Linked DNA regions of Mus musculus: region 1 is linked to region 2. Evidence: chromatin loops called from intact Hi-C (ENCODE). Cell type or tissue: left cerebral cortex. All regions are shown on one strand.

Region 1 (4,000 bases), 220 kb after region 2:
TCTTTATTTTCTAAATGAGATTGGATAGAAAATAACAATTAGAGGAAATTCAGAGAGGTACTGCAGCTTCTGAAATGGAACCTACTTCTTCATGTGTAGTAAAACAACCTCAGCCCAAGTGCATACCGAGAGAAGACTCAGTGCCTCCAGAGTCAAAGAACAGGTGAGGAAGAGCTCTTTTCTCATGCTTGTGCGGTGAATTCTGGGGGAGTTCCTGTCTTCTCGATGGAATGATAGCGTTGTCCACAGGATGAACGTTGTCAACTGTCTTCCACAGGACGAACTTCATCACCTGCCTTCTCTTCAGATGCTCTCGAAGTTGGTCTCCAAACAGTGCTTTTTCCAAATTCTCTAGGTTCCCATGAAGGGGTCCTTAGGGACGCCATTGCTGGATTGTCTTTTCTTTACTTCAAATATTAAAGTGGTTCGTGTGGGGTATCACAGGAGAGTCAGTTCAATGACCAGCTACTCAGGGGTCATCCTTGGAAGCAATGACACCCAGTGCTGGGACATGGGCCAAAGCTGACTTGTGAACTCTCTGCCTCTGGCCCATAATGTGCAAGTTCATTATGACTAATTCCAGAGCTGTTGACTTTATATCATGAGTCAAACATGACACAAGCTGTTTATAGGTCATATGGTGGTATGACATTGAGTTTAGTTTGCCAAACAGCATTTATATTTTAAGAATTTACTTTTGAAAGAACTGTTTATATTTATCATTTTAATGTTTATTAAATTTCTCCTTTTAACTTAATAACATAATTGAGTTGGTGGAGTAAAATTTGTGCTATTTATTTTTAATCCTATATAAAGATAATAAGGTAAATCTATTGAGTGATATATCAAAAGATGACAAAAGGTTTGAGCAGTGCCTAGGAGTAGCTTAGTTACAATCAAGGAAGGAAGCAGACCAAGTGGTAATTCTCTGTTTAAAGTGGGTAAAGGTACTTACCTTGAAATCCTAGTGATTCAGGGTTGATACCTGTTACACACATAAGATGGAAGGAGAGAGTTGATTCCCCAAAGCTGTCCTTTGACCTCCACATGGTTCCTTCTCTAACACTAATAATAAATAAAATAAAAGTTAAAAATAAGCCCCAAACCACAGCAGATATTTACACAGATACTGTTTTCCTTTCTCTTTGTTCTATTTTCTTCTGATCATATTTATTGACCTCTAATCTTGTGTTTATTGAATAGAGCAATAAAATAAGACTATTTGTGTACATTTAGATAACGTTTATAGCTTAGCAAACAAAGGGACAGAAGGAGAAAAAGAAAGCATTTTCCCAAGAAGTCCTGAGCAGTATTGCTCACAACACAGCTGTAGAACAGAGGTAGGTGGCAGACAGGGCCTGATAGCACCAAGAGCGTGTGAGTACTGCCAATATAACTGGTTCTTTGAGTCTTGAATCCCACTGCTTTCTCTAAACCTATCCTGTCTTCAGTGAAGTCTGTAGTGTTGGGTAAAATAGTTGGAGAGTATATAGAAAGGCCATTTCAGCAGACCAACAGCCCTAGCTCCTCAAGTCCTGAAAACATGCTAAGGTGTTTTGCTGTCCTCTACTGGCAGGCCAGAGCACAGTCCCAACCTCTAAAGTCATTTCTTATTCTTCAAATTCACCCCTGTCCCTCTGATTTATACAAAGTATGAACGCTCTTTATGCCTCCCTCTAATATCAAGGGACTCATCGATACTCATCGAAGCTCTTGCCTGGGAATTATTGCTGCATAATTTGACCCAGGTAAAATCTGGCCCAACTTTTCTAGATGCTTATGAAACATAACTAATATTCTTCCACCTATATCCACTTGAAATCTCTAACGCTTCAGTATGCTTAAGTAAACACTGCCCTCACCTTTGTCATTCCCCTAGCATGGTACTCACATTCCTGGTTGCTACCCACTATCTTATTCTATGCTGAAGACCAGTGGGACTTGCATTTTTCTTTCTATTTTCAATGTGATATTCAGTCTATCAAGGTGGTGGCCTGAGCTTCTGGGAAACAGGCATCCATTGAACTAAGATCCTTTATTTCTCAACCTTTCTCTACCTTCCCTTGCATAAGAGACTCAGTGTGCTCTCAAAGGGCCACTTTGACATGAGAGATAAGGTACTGTGTATTTCATAATTGTAATTCCTTGGATTCTAGTCAGTGTAGAATCCTACCCACAAAGCTCATAAAACCTATAAAACTGGAAACCATAATATACAAGCAACAATATAGTAAAGTTAAAGAAAAAAATGCCATGTCTGGTGGTGGTAGCCCACAACCTTAATACCAAGAGTTGAGAAATGGATGCTGTTAAGTTTGAGACCCACTTGCTTGGTCTACAACGTGAGTTCCATGACAATCAGGGCTACACAGAGAAACCCTTTCTCAACCTTCCTCCCATGAATTGCTCAAACAAGGTCATAGGAAACAAACAAACATCTCCAAAATACCTTTGAGTTAGTTTACAACAACATGTTTTAAGGGAGAATTTTCTTTGCTCAACTTTCAGAGGACATTTGGGTCATCAGTGGTGTTTTATGATAGTAAGTACTATTTTACCTATTTCTAGAGTGTACACAAAAGTCAGGTTCTACTAGTTTCACATCGAACCCCAGAGGAGGGATTTTGTAGATATACTTTATGGGGATGCTATTAAACCCAAAAGAAGGAATTAAGAGAGATATCCTAAAGAGAGGCTGTGAGAGCAAAAGGAGAGAATTTGCAGTTACCCCGTAAAGAGAGGCCCAAAAGCTCTGTAAGAGCAGTAGCAGCCCTCAGACCTGGGCTTCCATTGAACCTTCTAATTGCCTCCATAATTTCTCTCCTTAATATTTCTCACAAATATTATGTTCCTCTTTGTCTCATTCTACTCTTATTCAACAGGTAGACAAATATCAAGTTCCATTGTTACTGCAGGTATTTTCTATTTGTTTCCTCATAATTAGGATGCCCAGAGAGATACACATATATGTAATTCTTTTCAGTGTTATTTTTTGAAAACCGAGATTATTCTCTCCCTAACGTCTAATACGTATTTTATATTTTTAATGTACAACTTCTATGTCTTTTAAGGCTTTATCTTTCTTCCTCCAGTGATTGTCTTGCTCAACATCTCCTGTGAGTAGCAGAGGCTAAGTGTAGGGGAAATAGAAAATTGGTCTCCAGCAAGCTTGTGCCTTATTTTTAGGATTACAGATTATGGTACAGTCTTTTGTGTTTCCACCGAATGTACAGTACTGAACCACAAGATGGGGAGCTGTTTAAATAGTTTATTTCTTCTTACAACTCTCTGCATCCCAGAGTCTTTGCTGAGCCAATTGTTTTTGTCTGGTTTTGTGCAATAGACCAGTGTAGAAGTTAATAGAACCCCAGCCACCATTTCCTGGACAGACCATGTCCATTTACAAATTAATGGTCATATATGCAACTTGTGACTTACAATGACTGATAATTAGCTTTACTTCAACTATTTATAGATAAAAGTGTAAGATTTAAAAAAAAAGAGTAAGACTTCTCATTCAGTCTTAAAAGCAGGAATATGTCAAGTATATACTCATATTAGGTGAACCGTCAGCTCATGCTCCCTCATCCTGCAGGAGAAGTTCACCATCTTCTCTGTTATTTTCCTGTTAGTCCTCAGGATGCAACTGTCTGAGAAAAACCTGAGGCATCTCTAGACCAGGAATATATTGGGTAGAGAACCCTAACATGACCAAAGAGCAGGTGAATGGCCACACAGCATAGAGGTAATATAGCTAGAGAGAAGGAACTAGATACTTGACAAATTCTGGAAAGACACACATGTGTGCGTAAATATATACATGTTTTAGCTTATTTTTCTCATCTGTGCATTCAAGCATGAGAACCAAATATGTATAGATTTCCTTCTGCCATAAACTTTTAATTCCAAGATATGTTTGAAATATACTAACTATAAGTTAGAAGAGAACAAACTGCAGCTAGTTAATATTATATTTAAATATTTAAGTTTAACCACAGAG
Region 2 (4,000 bases):
ATGTAATCTCTTGTAAAATAAAAATAAAAAAGCAGATCACATACCTCCAACAAATGACATCCTGGGCAAAAGCAAGACCAAAAACTAGCTAGGCAGACTCCAAACTCTGCATCTCCATGTCTGGTGTCCAACTCCTTTCAGCTTTCCTGACTACAGCACAATTCTTTCTCTTGGGCCAGTTCTAGTCTCTGTAAGCAACTTTCCTTGGCAGGTATCCCATGGCTCTGGCATTTCTAACATCTTGGGGCCTCCACAGCAACTTCAACTTTACAGCTTCTTGTTCCGGTGTCTGGGATCCATACATGATCTTCTGGGCTTCACAAAGGGCTTGGGTCACTTCTTCAGCTCTGCCCTCTGTAGTACTCTAGGTTCAGGTTGACTTTATTCCACTGCTGCTGCTGCTTTTAGTGATCATCTCATGGTACTGCCATCTGCAATACACTGGGGTCTTCCGTTGCAACTAGGCTTCACCAATAGCCTCTTATAGGTTCTCTTCATAGTGCCAAGCCTCAATTTCTTCACAGGAGCCATTCAAGTCCTGGGCCATCAACTGCATCTGAGGCTGCACCTTCACCAACGGCCTTCCCTGGCCTCTCACAGTGCCGAGCCTCAGCTGCTCTCCATGACCCCTTCATTCCTTCAAAGCCAGTACCACCTAGGAGATATTTATACATTAGCAAGTCCAGCTGCATTATGAGGCTCAGCCTTGGCCATCTCTGGAACACAGCTTCTTTGTGCTCTCAGAAAACACATCCCAGAAGATTTCATCTCAGTGATGCTGATCTCTTCTTAATCACCACTAATTTCTTAGGTCCAGCTAACCAGCAGCAATTGTCCCAGCAGTTCCTTCTATTTTGGACTCTAAAGCCAGTTTCACATGGCCAAAGCTGCTGAGTTCTTCTGCTTTCTGGGGCTGCAACATGACCCCCTTGATATATTACATTATCACCAGCTTTCTGTTTTCCAACTCCTTCACTGGCTTAAACTTGGCTGTCCTAGAACTTGCTCTGTAAACTGACCTGAACTCAGAGATCTGAACGTCTGTGTCTCCTGAATGCTAGAAGCCTGGATTTAGGCTTTTCTTCACCTAGAACTTGCTCTGTCCCAGGCTGACCTTGAATTGAGACTTTTAATCTGGAATGAACTATAATTCAGATGTCGAGGACACAGGCTTTTGATCCAGATCTTGAGGAACAGTGGCATTAAAATCTTTGGCCCAGGCATGGTGGTGCACACATTTAATCCCAGGAGACAAAGGCAAACAGATGTCTGAATTCAAGGAAAACCACTACATCCCTCAATGATCTACTCTCAATGATCAATTACATCTGGAAAGAGCATCTCATTCCTGCTTCATCTTAACAGGTTGCATCAATTCAAAGACCCTTATCTTGCTATCATACAAATCTGCTTGCTTTCTCACCATGCTGCTGGCCATTATTCTTGGAGACAGCTTGTTTGTTTCCCCAGTTAATGTTTCTTTCTGTCCATGAAGTGGTCCAATTGGGCAGTTTCACTGTGTCCTCACAGATACTTGCTTGTGACCCAGATTCACTGTATTCTCAGGTATGAAGTGGTAGTCCCAGACTGCCAGTAGCTGCCTGAGTAGGAAGTTCGCTTGGGGAAGGCCAATCTAGCATGGTTTTTAAAGAGTTTGTTCCCACTAGCAATTAGATTAAGTGGCTTCCTTCAGATGCTGTAGCTAAGGGCTCCTGGACAGCAAGGAGAGCAGACCCCAGGTGTCTTCCTTCTGATCCATTATTGATCCCCCAGTGGCTAGAATGGCCAGGACCTTCCTGTGATGGCAGGAACATGGCTTTTCTAATAGCTCCTTTGCTTGCAGTAAACACATCGATCTTGTTCTAGTGCGGGCTGTCTCATTTTCACCGATTTTTTTCTCGTCAAGGTTCTTGTCACCTTTTCTCTAGATGAGGCCATCCTTTGGTCCAGAATGGGACAATTCTTGAGGCAGCAACCGTGATTTTAGCTTGTCTTTGTGCTGTCCCATCTACAGTCAGAACTGTTTTTATTTTTCATCTCAGTTAGGAAAACCTTTTTGGCACTTCTAGAAGCTGCAAAGTGTTTATGCCCATGAAACTCTCAAGTATTTGGAGCATCCTTTTTCTGGATCCCAAAGATTGGCTAACAAAAGCCAAATGTAGAGCCCAGTTGTTCTCATGGCTACAGTTTCAAAAGGAATGAGGGTTTTAAAAAAGCGTCTCATTAAGCATTCAAGGAAGGGCCAGGGGGCGTATTCTGGTCCCATTTGGGGTGGGTGGAAGGGAAAACCTCCAAGTCAGTTTTCTGTTCCCTGTAAGCAGCTGTGGCCAAGAAAATCCCCAAACTTTTCACTGCTCAGCTGTGAACAGTCAAAGCAGTTGCTGGCAGTCATTCCAAGTACATTTGTGGATTTGTGGAATAGACTTAATGAGAGAGGTGAAGGGCTGGGGTCGCTTAGAGATCCGGGTATTTGGAGCCTATCCATTTTATAGATCATAATCATGCCATAGAGGATCACTTGTAAGCTAGGGACAAGCATTCTTGTTGGTCTATCCCAGGGGATGGAAAGGAGAGCAGAGGACAGGACTTGGGCTCATAACAGAGACTGTGAGCTGTGGGGAATGGTAGAGATGAGGGCTGATGATGTGAGAAGGGGTGGGGTGGGGGGCCTGTACCCTCATCCTGACTGTGAGGGTAGAATGATGGCATGGGGTAGTGGACAAAATATGAGTGGAGAACTTGTCTTTGGGATGATGGCTCAGAGTGAAAGTCTTCAATGCAAAGGAGGGGTAGTATTAGGGCTAACCACTAATCAATGTAGGAGAAATGGTCTGGGTATCAGGGCTTCCTGTAACCACAAGACAGTCAGGTCTAGTGATGGGAGGTGGTCTAAGGACCACTGGGTCTAGCCTATGCCATAAGGTGGCCAATTTATGGAACTTTCTCTCAGAGACACTTTGTAGTCATCATCAAATCCTAAAGAGAATTTTTTAAAAAAAGATTTATTATTATATCTAAGTACACTGTAGCTGTCTGTCTTCAGACATACCAGAAGAGGGCATCAGATCACATTACAGATGGTTGTAAGCCACCATGTGGTTGCTGGGATTTGAACTCAGGACCTTCAGAAGAGCAGTCAGTGCTCTTAACCACTGAGCCATCTGTCCAGTCCCTGAGAAACTTTTAAAACATACATTGAAGAGGAGTCTGTTTAAAGTGACTGAGCTTCCCAATACCCCTCTGCCCTCCGGACTGATGTCTGAGCTGGAATTAAACTGCACAGTGAACAGAACAACAAAGGAAAGGAAGAGGTGCCAAGAGAGTATTCTAGTGTGATGAATCTGCAGGAATGAGAATGTAATCAAGGGATTTGGAACCAAGGAGACAAGGAATTAGAAAAGACAGGGGAGGGGAACTATGGTGGAACCAGGAGGAAGTAGAGAGTAGTTGCAGTTTACCATGTGGCTGATAGAACCATTAAAAAAAAAAAAAAAAAAAAAAAAAAAAAAAGGTTGGGTTGTCTCTCTGAGCATAGGTGACCAGGGCAGAAGAACTCCCCACTCCTTCAGAGAGAAGAAGAAGGAATGCCCAGGTTGGCTTCCAGTTACCATTAACCAAAATGAGCTCTGAGAGATGGCTGGCTCTCTAGTCTCCAGGGAAGTTCAGAGGGAAGTGGTGAGGCCCAGAGCAATAGCTGAAATAGAAAGGGTAAGTTGTACTATGCTATCAGCCATTCAGTCATCCACAGAAACAGACATAAAGATTTCCGACCAGAATTTCCTAAGGCTACAATCTTGACTTTTTGGATGAAGGTGCCAGAGAGAAATCTTCATCAGGATTTATTAGATTAGACCAGAGATCTAGCCTACATATCAGAATCTACCTCCTGGGGGAAAAAGCCATGGTGTCTCTATCCACTTTCATTTAGGGAGTCAGGGGTAGAGAGAGGTATTTCCACTGACTCGTTTAAAAAGACATTGGTGGGGGGAGGGGATGGGAG

The links. A loop is a pair of places that touch in the nucleus more often than their neighbours do. Peaks named below come from ENCODE experiments on the same cell type or tissue, not always from the same donor. Only the 100,000 strongest peaks of a DNase experiment are listed, where the experiment ranks them.
Region 1: a loop joins it to region 2, with 4 times the contacts of the local background. A loop is called at or near these places in 4 of 42 quality-filtered maps.

The regions. Positions count from the first base shown.
Region 1 is chr8:21,754,156-21,758,155 of GRCm38, reverse strand. No RefSeq gene overlaps it. Among named protein-coding and RNA genes, the nearest start is that of Defb1, 20 kb to the left of the region's middle. In left cerebral cortex, a CTCF peak has its summit at 1,577 (motif pointing left); a DNase peak (open chromatin) is centred at 1,501.
Region 2 is chr8:21,976,679-21,980,678 of GRCm38, reverse strand. No RefSeq gene overlaps it. Among named protein-coding and RNA genes, the nearest start is that of Ccdc70, 8.1 kb to the right of the region's middle. In left cerebral cortex, no CTCF peak of the experiment used is centred here; DNase peaks (open chromatin) are centred at 198 and 2,263.